Linked DNA regions of Homo sapiens: all the other regions are linked to region 2. The links are chromatin contacts, found by Hi-C or POLR2A ChIA-PET in ENCODE. All regions are on one chromosome and are shown on one strand. The core of a region is the stretch at or near the end of the contact, and the rest is flanking DNA. Distances in the headings are between cores, read along the strand shown. Region 1 holds the start of ASPHD2 (aspartate beta-hydroxylase domain containing 2). Region 2 overlaps TPST2 (tyrosylprotein sulfotransferase 2). Region 3 holds the start of MIAT (myocardial infarction associated transcript).

The links. Hi-C counts contacts between places; a loop is a spot of excess contacts on that map. ChIA-PET counts read pairs that join two places held with the same protein, here RNA polymerase II (POLR2A). Pooled maps may share reads with other maps.
Region 1: a map with no recorded cell type shows a loop between it and region 2 (9-fold over the local background). The contact joins the promoter of ASPHD2 here to the enhancer-like site in region 2. A Hi-C loop is called at or near these places in 1 of 37 single-sample maps with no recorded cell type and 2 of 50 pooled maps. POLR2A ChIA-PET finds 5 or more read pairs at or near these places in 3 of 52 experiments (OCI-LY7, activated CD8-positive, alpha-beta memory T cell and activated T-cell).
Region 3: a map with no recorded cell type shows a loop between it and region 2 (4-fold over the local background). The contact joins the promoter of MIAT here to the enhancer-like site in region 2. A Hi-C loop is called at or near these places in 2 of 168 maps with a recorded cell type or tissue (natural killer cell and vagina), 2 of 37 single-sample maps with no recorded cell type and 8 of 50 pooled maps. POLR2A ChIA-PET finds 5 or more read pairs at or near these places in 13 of 52 experiments (AG04450, GM12878, H1 and 8 more).

What each region holds. Positions count from the first base shown.
Region 1 is chr22:26,426,577-26,430,696 of GRCh38, forward strand. It overlaps ASPHD2 (aspartate beta-hydroxylase domain containing 2), which reads left to right and starts at 2,684. Exons shown (of 4, transcript NM_020437.5): 1 at 2,684-2,910. RefSeq lists silencers at 2,525-2,654, 2,775-2,834.
Region 2 is chr22:26,533,922-26,538,630 of GRCh38, forward strand. TPST2 (tyrosylprotein sulfotransferase 2) reads right to left here. Exons shown (of 7, transcript NM_003595.5): 4 at 2,367-2,565. Among named protein-coding and RNA genes, the nearest start is that of MIR548J, 19 kb to the right of the region's middle. Within about 2 kb of position 2,335, at least 6 of the 41 ENCODE cell types and tissues checked have a DNase peak (open chromatin) inside an H3K27ac peak, as active enhancers do; they include GM12878 and OCI-LY7, where a contact is called at or near this core.
Region 3 is chr22:26,655,999-26,660,639 of GRCh38, forward strand. It overlaps MIAT (myocardial infarction associated transcript), which reads left to right and starts at 1,590. Exons shown (of 5, transcript NR_033320.3): 1 at 1,590-1,656. RefSeq lists a silencer at 1,364-1,413 and an enhancer at 1,604-1,653.

The DNA.
Region 1 (4,120 bases), core at 1,434-3,933, 110 kb before region 2:
ACAGATATCATATAATTGCACTGGTCAAGGACACTTATAGGATTGATAGACAATATTAATTCATAATACAGTACAGATAAGATGGTGCAGGAATGGAACACATATTTACAATATAAAAATATCTTTTTTTTTTCAAACCTGCCAGGATAATGCTGTGATAGAATGTATGACTGCCTTTGGAGAATTCTAAGTTTGAGCAACTTTCTGAATGTGAGATGAGTCAAATACCCCCCACTCCATTTTCTCCACCCCACCCAGGCTCAACCACTCTTAGGCTGACAGTGAAGACAGACATCCCATTTAATGTTTCTAAATCTGATGCCTGTGTTGATTATCCACACTTTGAGCAAATCTGTGCATATTATGGTTTCCCAATGCAAGTGTTTTGGTTTATTTTAGTAGAATAAAAGAGAAAAAACATTCTTCCTCTTTTGGAGTTGAGAAAAGGAGAGAAATGACAGAGATGAAGAAGAGTCTAAGACATGGAAGAGGTGTATTCTGGGACATGGGAGAGGTGTACTCTGGGACATGGAAGAAGTGGGTTCTGGGACATGACAAACTGGGTTCTGGAACAGGGAGGAGGTGGATTTTAGGCTATCACAGTAGAGGCAGATTCTTAGGTCAGGGACCAGGTGGATTTTGGGACAGAGATGAGAGGTGGGTTCTGGGACATGGTGGAGGTGGGCTCTGGGACAGGGAGGAGGTACATTCTGGAACAGGGTGAAGGTGGCTTCTGGAACAGGGAGGAGGTGGGTACTGGGACAGGGTGGAGGTGGGTCTTGGAACAGGGAGGAGGTGAGTTCTGGAACAGGGTGGAAGTGAGTTCTGGAACAGAGAGGGGGTGGGTCCTGGAACAGGGAGGAGGTGGGTTCTGGCACAGGGTGGAGGTGGGTCCTGGGACAGGGAGGAGGTGGGTCCTGGGACAGGGAGGAGGTGAGTTCTGGAACAGGGTGGAGGTGAGTTCTGGAACAGAGAGGGGGTGGGTCCTGGAACAGGGAGGAGGTGGGTTCTGGCACAGGGTGGAGGTGGGTCCTGGGACAGGGAGGAGGTGGGTCCTGGGACAGGGAGGAGGTGAGTTCTGGAACAGGGTGGAGGTGAGTTCTGGAACAGAGAGGGGGTGGGTCCTGGAACAGGGAGGAGGTGGGTTCTGGCACAGGGTGGAGGTGGGTCCTGGGACAGGGAGGAGGTGGGTCCTGGGACAGGGAGGAAGTGCGTTCTGGAAGAGGGAGGAGGTGCGTTCTGGAAGAGGGAGGAGGTGGGTTCTGGAAGAGGGAGGAGGTGGGTTCTAGAAGAGAGAGGAGGTGGGTTCTGTAGCAGGAAGGAGGTAGGTTCTGGCACAGGGTGAAGGTGGGTCCTGGGACAGGGAGTAGGTGGGTTCTGGAACAGGAAGGAGGTATGTTCTGGAACAGGGTGAAGGTGGCTTCTGGAATAGGGAGGAGGTGGGCTCTGGGACAGGGTGGAGGTGGGTCCTGGGACAGGGAGGAGGTGGGTCCTGGGACAGGGTGGAAGTGGGTCCTGGGACAGAAAGAAGGTAGGTTCTGGAAGAGGGAGGAGGTGGGCTCTGGAAGAGGGAGGAGGTGGGTTCTGGAAGAGGGAGGAGGTGGGTTCTGTAACAGGAAGGAGGTGAGTTCTGGCACAGGGTGGAGGTGGGTCCTGGGACAGGGAGGGAGGTGGGTTCTGGAACAGGAAGGAGGTACGTTCTGGAACAGGGTGAAGGTGGCTTCTGGAATAGGGATGAGAAATGGATTCTGGGACAGACATGAGGTGGCTTCTGGGCCATGTTAGAGATAAATTCTGGGACACAAGAGAGGTGGGTCTGGGACAGAGACAGATGGATTGTGGGCGGGCCATCCTACTCTATGCTCCCAGAACCCACCCATGCAGTTTCCCTGGCGCCCCTAACACATCCCGTAGCCACTGTTAGTCTCCCCCAGGTCTTAGCTCAAACGTCACCTCCTCCAAGCAGCCTCCTTGGGGCCTCCATTCGCAGCTCATCAGTCCCCTGGTCAGACAACCGTCCTGCCTGTACTTCCCCTCCTAAACCCTACCCGGGGGTGAGGGTCCCCTCCCGCTAGACGGTGGCTCACTGAGGGCAGGGCGGGCCTGAGCGCTCACCGCGCACGCTCAGCGCAGCTGGCAGGGACGGGGACCCAGGCTGGCCCATCATTACTGTACTGAGCGAATGAGTTTTCCATGAGACTAAGAATCTGGTTTGATTTGCGGTTCCATTCCAAGTGCCTGAGGGCCTCAGAAGTCCGTGTTGAGTCCATCAATAAAGGAAAGAAGGCGTTAGGGCGAGAGGAAGTGAGGTGGGGGGGAAGTGAAAGAGAATGAAAAGGAGGAAATGGAGACGAGGGCGACTCAGAGAGGAACAGAGAGACAGAGGGAGGGAGAACTGAGAAAGACACAGAGCGAAAAACGAAAGAGCGAAGGAAGCGACGCGAGCCTTTCTTAATGAATGACTGCACGCCCGTCGCCGCCTGCGCGCAACCTCGGGCTGGGCGGGCGCTGCGTCTCGGGGCGCACTGCCAGGACCCTCCGGAGCGGCGGCGGGCGCGGCCTCGGGTCGCCTCCCGCACTGCGAGCGCAGGTGCCGGGTGCAGGGGGGTCCCCGGCCCCGCCCCGCAGGCCCCGCCCCCCCGTACCCCCTCCCCCGGCGGCCCAGCGCGCGCGGCATTGTGGGAGTTGTGGTCTTCGCGGCCCCGCGGAGCGCAGCGCGGCGTCGGCACCGGCAGGGGCACCGGCGCGGCTTAGGCTCGGGCTCGGGCTCCGGCTCGGGCTCCCGCGGCGTGGGCTGGGCAGCAGCCAGGCGGCGGCTCCGCGGCGCCGGGCAGGGGCCGTCCGCGGGTCCGCGCCCTCGGGCGGCGGCGTCTCCTGGGTCCCGGCAGCCGTCCGCGCGCCCGGGCGCAGGTAAGCTTCGTCTCCGGGGGCTGCCGGGGCGGGAGGGCGGCGCGGCTGGGCCGACCCCAGGACAGGGGTTGGAGGCGGGAGCCCGGCAGCTGCAGGCCCACGGCCCTCCCTTACCGGCGCCGCCGCCGCCGCCGCCCCCGCCGAGGATGCTCCGGGACCCGGGCGCCCGCATCCCGGCCCGGCCGAGGCCAGTGCTCGTACGTGCTAAGCGCCGCCGCCTCGGAGCCGGGCATCACCCTCCCTAGACCTCCTCCTACTCCTCTTCCCTGCCCCATCGTGGTCCCTTCCTCCATCTCCCTTCTCCCCTGTGACCCCTCTTTCCTCACCTCCTGTCCCCTCCCCCAGCCCTCAGCATCACCCACTTCCCATATTTCACGTGGTGACCCTCCTCCCCTGTCCCACGAATTATGAGGCGCCATAAACCTCCTTCCACAATCTTGAGCTGATCGTCCACTTTTCCGGGCAACACTCACCTTTCCATCGTCCCATCCCCCTCCTCCCCTGACCTCCTGGTGGTCACCATCTGTGCTAACCCATCTTCAGCCCTCCCCTCTTTCCCACTCTCCAGGGCAGGTGGGTGCTGAGAAGCTGGCCAAGAGAGGGAAGGTCCCCAGGTCTGCACCGGGAAGGGCTGGCCCCACGGCATCTCTCTGGCTCCTGAGTGGAGAGGGTGACAGGCATCACACACCTTGCCCAGTGCTGCTCACTGGGGGGCTTCCAGGGTGACTTGGCCTCATCCTGAGGGTGAGCAGACACTCTTTGGCATTAGGCAGCCTCTGGGAATGGACATCTGAACTAGGCTGACCAGGTCAGGCCTGACACCGGCTCTCCCAGGTGTTCATGGTGTGAGAAGTTGTCTTGGATTGGACTTGCTCTCCAACTGGCCATGGATTTGGACTCAATTCCCCAGAGCCAACTGAGCTGGAAGATCTGGGGTTGCTTATTATTAAAGTGCAGAGCTGCAATGAGATGTCCCCATCCCTGATGAGGACAGAAATAACACAGATGACAATGAACAGATGTGCGAAGGAAGCTGGAAGCTACTGTGGTCACTGGGCAAGGAGCTGTCGGGGGAGAGAGTCTCTCCTCTCCCCACTGGGTAGATGGGGAGTTGTCACTAGGTAGCTGTGAGGATCAAATGTTTGAAGCAGTGCTTAATAAACTGCCAGTCACTCTGCAAATGTGTTTCTTTTATTGTCATAGTTCAGCT
Region 2 (4,709 bases), core at 1,085-3,584:
GCCTTGGCCTCCAAAAGTGCTAGGATTATAGACATGAGCCATCATGTCCAGCCTATGTAAAATATTAACATTTCAATATGTAATTTATATAAAAGTGACTAATAAGAAACGTTACATACTTTTTTGTCCTAAGCCTTCAAAATCTAGTGTGTATTTTACACCTAACAGGACCTCTCACTTTGGACTAGCCTCCTGTTACAGAATCAGGGGCCACACATGGCTAGTGGCTACCGTATGGGACACTGCAGGCAGAGACGATTTCATCAGCATAGATGTCCTTTTAGCCACTGTGTTTACTGAGCCCCAGGATCCATTATTGGAACACACAGGGTCCACAGCACTCACAGAAGCACACAGGCATGCATGCAAACTCACAGGGCTTAGTGAGAGGACTTTTCTTTGCAGTAACAGCCAAGCTATGGCAAAAACTAAACCAGGGATCTAGCACTTGCCAAGACTTGTTGACCGCCCCAGGGAAGAAATCTCTTTGGATGAAAATGAGAGACAGCTTCCATTTTAAATAAACAAACACAAAAAGCTCCAAAGAGTTGATGTTAACCACCAGTGCTCATGAAAATTATTTGTGTTTTATAAAATACATAAAGTCAGGCTTTACTCCAGGAACGTCCGACCCATAGCCTGGGGCAAGCCAGGGGCAGCGAGCCACCTTTTAAGGAGACCCCAGAGGAGCCACTGCTGGGCCCTTGGCTGAGAACAGTGAAGTAAGCAACATCCAGCCCACTACTGCAGTGTCCCCAGCCGGCCCTCGCCTCTGCTTCTGAGAAGCACCTGGGGCTGGATTGTGAGATCACTACCATCTTTTTAATCCAGTTAATTAATTTTTTATTTTGATAATACATGTACAACCCACAGGCAGATAAAAGTATGTAAAACACATAAGTAGGGTTTAAAGATTACTATTATTAAAGAATAATAAAATAAAAATTAATAATATTTATAATAAAAATAACAAACCACATCTGGGTTGCAGCCATTCACCTGTCAATGTCGGCTGGTATGTACGTTGAATCTCTGAGTATTTCCATAAATAGATGTCTGCAAAATCAACTAATGTCAAGAGGAAGAGGAACTCACGAGACCCACAGACAAAGCTTACACTTCAATTACAAGGGCACAGCCCCCAAAGCTCAGCGTTAGTAAATTCTCTTTGTTAAAGAGAGATCAGTGAGTGCTAGAGAGGTGGTAATGACTTTTTAGCACCAAATGGAAACTTTCTTCTTGAGCCAACTGAAGAGTTACGGAACTAAGAGACGATTAACTTTTTTCCGTTGTGATTCAATACGATAACTGTTTATTTCCTAAAATCAGCACACGCTCAGAAATGCTGAGCTTAGCTTAAATTAAAGACTCTGGGTCTTAATGAAGTAAGGGCTGTGAAAGCTCTTCCTCAGGCCTGGGTCCCATTTTCAAATATTTGCCTATAAGGAAGTTAGAACACAGCACTTAAAGTAAACTAGAAGCTGTAATGGAAACGTATAAATAAGGCCATCAACTTGTTAACTGTTCTTTTACCCAGTGGGTGTTAGCCTACTTTAACACTTCAAAAGCATTTTGTCAGTCACTGGAGGCTCACACCTGTAATCTCAGCACTTTGGGAAGAGTGAAGCAGGGGCATCCCTTACGGCCAGGAGTTCTAGACCAGCCTGGGCAACGTAGCGAGACCCCGCCTTTATAAAAATTAAAATTAGCTGTGCATGGTGGCGTGCACCTGCAGTCCTAGCTACTCAGGAGCCTGGGGTGAGAGGATGGCTTAAGCCGAGAAGTATCAGGCTGCAGTAGCTATGACTGCACCAGTGCACCCAGCTTGGGCAACAGAGCAAGACCATGCCTCAAACAAAACAGTACAAAACAAAAAAGTCATTTCCCTTCACCATCTTAACTAAGGAGAATTTTAAGCATAATTTAAACAGCCCTAAACTCACATTTGTCTGAGAAATCCACATTAAACCTTATAAGACAAGAAAGGGACCAATAGTTTATTTATTTATACCCCCTCTCAACAAAGACTTGAGGTGCCTTACAAACAGATAAACAAATAGCCAGGGAAATAGGGGTAAAAATGTAAATAAAATTAGAGAAATAAGATGAAATTAGTGTACAAGCTGGCCTGCTGTTAGATGTTAGAGTATGAGAGACAGGCTACCAGTTGGCTTTGAGCTTCCCTGCAGCCCAAGCAAAATGGAAATACAAGCAATCATGTAGTTCACTGTGTCCATCAGACAGGAACAAATCAGATGACCAGGAATTGAGAGACTGAACATTTCCTCAGGTGGCTGGAGTTTCCACATCTGCAGAAGCCCCATATCCCCAAGAGTACACTTCCACAAGTACAGGTGCACACTCACCCGCTGTGTGTTGTTGATGACGAAGGGGTCAGGGTTGCCATAGTTGGGGGGGTTTGCATAAGGGTCATAGCCGAGCTGAGCCAGCATGGGGGCGATCTGGGCCATGTCCCGCACCACATCCCCAGGGATGTGGCCAGTCCACTTGGAGAGCGCTTCCAGGTTAACAGGCTTGATGACCTGGTCCGTGGACCGCTCGATCCTGGGGAGAGAGGAGACGCTGGAGAGGGTAGGGCAGACCCAGATGGCGCCTGAGCGGATTCCCTGCTCAGCCACTCTGGGGCAGCAGGAAAGACTGGAGAAACCTGGCCTCCACCCAGCTCTGCCCCATCAACTGTGAGATGGCAGGTGAGTCATTTTTGCCTCCTCATACCTCCTTTGTACAATGGGAACACAGCATGCAGTGAGAAGTCAGAAGAAAGTACTAGCAGTATACACCATTGGTACATACATTCTGCTTTCTTCTCCAGCTTAAAAAATAACAACAGTTTAGGTCAGGCACAGTGGCTCACACCTGTAATCCCAGCACTTCAGAAAGCCAAGGCAGAAGGATCACTTGAGCTCAGGAGTTTGACACCAACTTGGGCAACATGGTGAAACCCCATTACAAAAATAAGCTGGGCATGGTAACAAGCGCCTGTAGTCCCAGCAGCTGCGCAGGAGGCTGAGATGGGAGAATTGCTTGAGCCCGGGAGGTTGAAGAAGCAGTGAGCCTGAGCTGTGATTGCACCACTGCACTCCAGACTGGGCAACAGAGCAAGACCCTGTCTCAAAAAAAAAAGAAACACTTTTTAATGTGTATGACTAACATGAATATTTTGTCCCTAAAAAAAGTTATAAAACACTAATGATAAAGCTGAAAGCCACTGTGTTCATCACTGCCAGCCCATCGGCTTCCTACAGGCACTCAGTCTTTGCACTGTGGAGCACACCACCTTCTCTAACCTTTTCTTGTAGAGTAGTTAAGAGCAAACCAGGGAGCCAGATTGCCTGGGTTCAGACGCCAGCTGTTCCCCAGCTGTGTGGCCTTGGGAAAGTTACTTCACCTCTCTGGGCCTCAGTTTCCTCTTCTGTAATTGGCAATGATAGTAGTACCTACCTCACTGGGGTTGTCTGAAGAGTAAATGAGTTAATACAAAGAAAGTGCTTAGAAGAGCGTAGGCACATTGTAAGTTTTTTCTTTTTGGAGATGGAGTCTCACTCTGTTGCCCAGGCTGGAGTGCAGTGGCACAATCTTGGCTCACTGCAACCTCCACCTCCTGGGTTCAAACGATTCTCATGCCTCAGCCTCCCAAGTAGCTGGAACTACAGGCATGTACCACCACGCCCAGCTAATTTTTGTATTTTTAGAAGAGACGGGGTTTCACCATGTTGGCCAGGCTGGTCTCGAACTCCTGACCTCAAGTGATCTGCCCGCCTCGGCCTCCCAAAGTGCTGGGATTCCAGACATAAGCCACTGTGCCTGGCCAACACATTGTAAATTTTTAATAAGGGTTAGCATGCTCTCTCTCCTGTGCACACGCTCTCTCTCTCACACACACACACAAACGCGCGTCTGCAGCTGTAAAACAAATACGCTAGTTTTTTTTCCCCACTCAATACCTCACTCTTTTTGCCAGCTATGTAGCCTTCCTCCATCACTTATTTTTCCATTCCCCTGAAGACAGACATTTAGGTTGTTTCCAACTTTTCACAGCTACCATGGAATAACCATCATCTTCAACCTGCTTCCTAACTCTCCCTGTAACAGGCTTCCCAAGCCACCTGAATGATGCAGATCTTACCAATTATAACTCAGGGGCCTGACAGGATGAATGGTGGGGAACCCCCAGGATCAAGGGCCTAGTTCTAAATGTTTTCATCCCAACTAAGAGGTGACTTGGGAAAGAACAGAAAGAGGCAGCAAAAGGAAGACAAGACCGGGCGTGAGGTGAGGAGAACAGGGGAAGGTGAAAGGGTGTGGACTGGTGGGTAGAACACAGATTCAGAGGCTGCAAACCTGGATTTAAATCTTAACTCTACCCAATATGTCAAAAATCTTGAGTATGTGCATGGCTTTTGCCAAAATCCTTGTGTCTCTAGGACTTTATGGTGCAGAAATGAGGTGGACACATCCCAGAACATGAATGAGGGCAATGCTTGATACATATCAGTAAAACTGGAAATAACCGAAGTGTCCAACAATAGGGAATGTGAAGTCGAATATGGCAATCCGTGTAGCAGCCTGTCGCACAGCTATTCAAAATGATGCTGCAGGTCAGGCGCGGTGGCTCATGCCTGTAATCCCAGCACTTGGGGAGGCTGAGGCGGGCAGATCACCTGAGGTCACGAGTTCGAGACCAGCCT
Region 3 (4,641 bases), core at 340-2,839, 120 kb after region 2:
TTTCTTTTCTTTTCTTTTCTTTTTTTTTTTCAGATGGAGTTTCGCTCTTGTTGCCCAGGCTGGAGTGCAATGGTATGATCTCGACTCACCGCAACCTCTGCCTACCCGGTTCAAGCGATTCTCCTGCATCACCCTCCAGAGTAGCTGGTATTACAGGCATGTGCCACCACGCTTGGCTAATTTTGTAGTTTTAGTAGAGACGGGGTTTCTCCATGTTGGTCAGGCTGGTCTCGAACTCCTGACTTCAGGTGATCTGTCTGCCTCGGCCTCCCAAAGTGCTGGGATTACAGGTGTGAGCCAGCCACCGTGCCCGGCCTCTTTTCTTTTTCTTTTTTTTTTTTTTGAGATGGGGTCTGGCTCTTGTCACCCGGGCTAGAGTACAGTGGCGCGACCTCGGCTCACTGCAACCTCCGCCTCCCGGGTTCGAGTGATTCTAGTGCCTCAGCCTCACGAGTAGCTGGGATTACAGGCACCCGCCACCACACCCGGCTAATTTTTTAGTAGAGATGGGGTTTCACCATGTTGGCCAGGCTGGTCTTGAACTCTTGACCTCAGGTGATCCACCCGCCTTGGCCTCCCAAAGTGCTGGGATTACAGGGGTGAGCCGCCGCGCCTGGCCTCGAATTGGATTTCTAACACGTTCTCAAGCAATGTGGATGCTGCAACTCTAGAACCACTACTTCAGGACCACTTCCTAGCATCCCTACTCTAGAAAATAGTAGGTACTAAGAAGAGGGCAGTTAAATAAAAGACTAATCCGGGCGCGGTGGCTCGCGCCTGTAGTCCCAGCTACTCCGAAGGCTGAGGCGGGGGCAGGAGGACTGCTTGAACCCAGGAGTTCGGGGGGGTGCGGTGAGCTATGATTGTGCCGCTGCACTTCAGCCGGGGTGACAGAGTGAGGTCCCATCTCTAAAACAATAAGAATAAATAATAATAAAAAATTCAAGATTAAACCTATAAATGTTGTTAGGCCAAATGCTGTACACGCATGAAGTTAACAGTTATGGGTTCAAATCTGGACTCCACCATAACCATGTGCATAAAGAGGCATACACCCGAGGTCTTCCTGGTTAAGCCCTTGGCGCTATGCCAGAACAAGCGTCTTCTGTCCTCTTACTCCGGGGTTCAGGCTTCTGCGCCCCTGGTCCGCGGTCGCGCGCAGCCCCCGCGCCTCTCCAGCCCTGAGCTCTCTGCGGCCTAATGTGGACGGGCAAGCGTTGCCATGACAGCGCCGCGGGTGGGGATGCGGGAGGCTGAGCGCACCGGCCAGCTAGCCCCTTTGTGCGGCGGGGGCTGCGGAGTGCTCCCTCCAAGACCGGTTGCACCCCGCTTTCCTGGCCAGGACTCTGGGCGCGGGTAAGGAGGGGTTGGGTGTGAGGTTGTAGGGGCGCAAGGAGGCGGGAGGAGGGTGGAGGTGAGGGCCGGGGGTGGGGCGCCTCCGCCCGCCAGCCGCTCCCGCATTAAAATTTCATGGGCGCTGCAGCAGCTACAAAGACGACGCCGGCTGCGCTCGCGGGACCAGAGGGAGGGAGGCTGCGGACGAGTGCGGGGAGGAGTTTGAGATGGGAGGCGCTTGCAGGGGCTCCCCCAGTTCTGCGCTGTGAGCCGGGGCACAAAGAGCCCTCTGCACTAGCGCCGCAGGACCGCGGACCCGAGGTAAGACGTCGCCCCATCCTAGAAGCCTTCCTTCCCAAGTGTCCTTGTCCCCTAACGGGGAACAGCCTAATTCCCCAAGGCTGGGGTCGAGGGTAGGTCCCAGAGTCCCAGGGCTGGGTTCAGGGATGCAACGCCGCCTGAAGTGTCCCGCATTGGATGGATGAAGAGGCTTTACAGCCTGTAATTCTCAAACACAGCCAAGACTCTGGCTGGGATGGGGGGTGAGGTCAGGCAAGGGGAGGATGCTTTAGGAGTCCAGTGCGAATGGGGATCTTGCAATCATGATTATGAGGGGGAACAAAGACCCTTTCCTTCCGACGACACAAGACACAATTTGGGAGGTGGACCCGCGGACCTTCTCGGTCCACCAGGTTAGCAATTAACTGGCCAAGCCACGGGCAGAGCCAGAGGGTCTCGGAACTGGAGGTGGGGGTGGGGCGGTGGGGCAGGGTCCTTGAGCTCCCCTTCCCTCATACTCAGCCCGCCCCCGACCCAACCCCCCGAGCCTGCCATTCCTTCACTTCCCAGATGTCCGGCGTCAAATTTGGCTCCAAAAGGATGGAGAGGGCTGGTAGGTAACCCACCCTCGTTGAAAACAACAGTGACATCAGTTTATGGAGAGGTTACTCTACGCAGGGACGTGCTTGGTGCTTTGCAAGCGTTATCACAACAGTCCCACGAGGTGGTAAGAAACAACCCCATTTTAAAGATGAAGAAATGGAGATTCAGAGAGGGTTATCGACACCTCCAAGGTCACACAGCCAGTGATTGTGAATCCAGATATGTAGGACTCTAAAGCCCATGTTGCATCTCCTAAAGGGTCTGAGGAGATCCCGCAACCCACCAGCTCGATTCTCTCTACCTCTCCTCGGCTCCAGGACACTCCCTGGAGAGGCTGGGGATTTGGGAAGAAAGGGGCCAGACCTTTCCCCTCTTCCAGCGGAGGGCCCTGGGGTAGAGAAATTGTTTCTGGGATTGTGCAGGAGGAGGCCTGGGGGGCGCGCCCTGGATTCCCCACCCTCATCCCAGGCTCCGGATCCGAGGCTGCCCGGCGCCTGGGATTGTTGGCGCGCACACCCCACTGCAGTGCCGCCGCGGGGAAAACGCCCCCACCTGCTGCGGCGGGAGGGGAGGAAGTATGAGAGGGAGGACTGCGAGAGAACTTGAGGGAACGGCTTTGTTTTTTCTCGGGGCCAGGCTGGGACTGAGCACGACTCAAAGCAAAACACTTGCTCTGGACTCAGTGCTTTGCAAAGCGCATTCCCATTTGGGAGCATCTGGGAGCCCCGCGATGGCCCAGGGAGGGAGGCGGGGGTAGACGCAGGGCAGGGATGAGTAATTCCACTTGACAGACAGGGAAACCTGAGGACGGTGGTTCTCAGACTTTAGGGGCGTTGCTTCCAGTAAGCAGATGTCTGAGCCACGTGGCAAGGAGGATGAGTCAGCAGGTTTGGGGTGGGGCTGGGTATCTGATGTTTACTCAGACCTCCTCATCCTCATCCTGCAGGTGGGCAGATGCTTGGTTGAGGGAAGAGTGCCCCCACCTCGCCCCTCAACTTTCTAGGCAGAATCATCCAGCAGCCTGGGCAAACCATTTCCGGACACTTTGCCAGCTCCTAGCTTTGTGTGGCATTGAATTGATCCCACTCTAAGTTTGGTTAATTTCATGTTGAAAGCATTTTATGTAAACACCTTCCATGTCCCCCATGCCCGCCTATTTTACTATTTAGTGATCCTTGCCATTGAGAACTGTTCTGAAATCTACTCATTTTAAGCCTTAACCCTACTCCTTAACAGGGAAGAGTGGTGAAGTCTTCACAGTCCCCCAAAACAACCATAACCCCTTACCGCCAGCTTTAGGAGAATAATTCTCTATGCTTGCATTAAAAATGAGAATTTTGGGCTGGGCACGGTGGCTAACACCTGCAATTCCAGCACTTTGGGAGGCTGGGGCGGGAGGATGGCTTGAACCCAGGAGTTCAAGCCAAGCCTGGGCAACATGGTGAGACCCCTGTCTCTAAAATAAATAAGTAAAAATAAATGAGAATTTTTATAATTTTTTCCGATTTTAAAAGACAAATTCAATAAGTTTAATAAAATGCATGATAATTGTAAAGGATTTAGAAAAGACAAAAAAAAAAGAAAACTCCATTTTCTTTTTTTCTTTTTCTTTCTTTCTTTCTTTCTTTTTTTTTTTTTTGAAACAGAGCCTTACTTTTTGCTCAGGCTGGAGTGCAGTGGTGTGATCTTGGCTCACTGTAACCTCCACCTCCTGGGTTCAAGTGATCCTTGTGCCTCAGCCTCCCAAGTAGCTGGGACCACAGGCATGTGCCACCATGCCCAGCTAATTTTTGGATTTTTTGTAGAGCCGGGGTTTTGGCATGTTGGCCAGGCTGGTCTCGAACTCCTCACCTCAAGTGATCTGCCCGCCTCAGCCTCCCAAAATGCTGGGATTACAGGCGTGAGCCCCCACACCTGACCTGAAAACTTCATTTTCATGTATTTCTCTCTGGTATATTTTCTATTATTGAAATTGGCTGGGCATGGTGGCTCACGCCTGTAATCCTAGCACTTTGGGAAGCTGAGGTGGGTGGATCACCTGAGGTCAGGAGTTCGAGACCAGCCTGGTCAACATGGCGAAACCCTGTCTTACTAAAAATACAAAAATTAACTGCATGGTGGCATGTGCCTATAGCCCAGCTACTCTGGAGGCTGGGGCAGGAGGATCACTTGAACCCAGGAGGCGGAGGTTGCAATAAGCAGAGATTACACCACCGTACTCTAGCCTGGGTGACGGAGACTATCTCAAAAAAAAAAAAAAAAAAAAGAAGAAGAAGAAGAAAAGAAATTGCATTATATGTATAATGCTTTTGAAAAGTTACATCAGATGTGTTTCTCCATGTTATTACGACCTTTGCAGAAATCATTATGAGAGATTTCAGTGTTTCATGGAGGAGATAAGCATGGTCTACTTCGTCAGTTCCC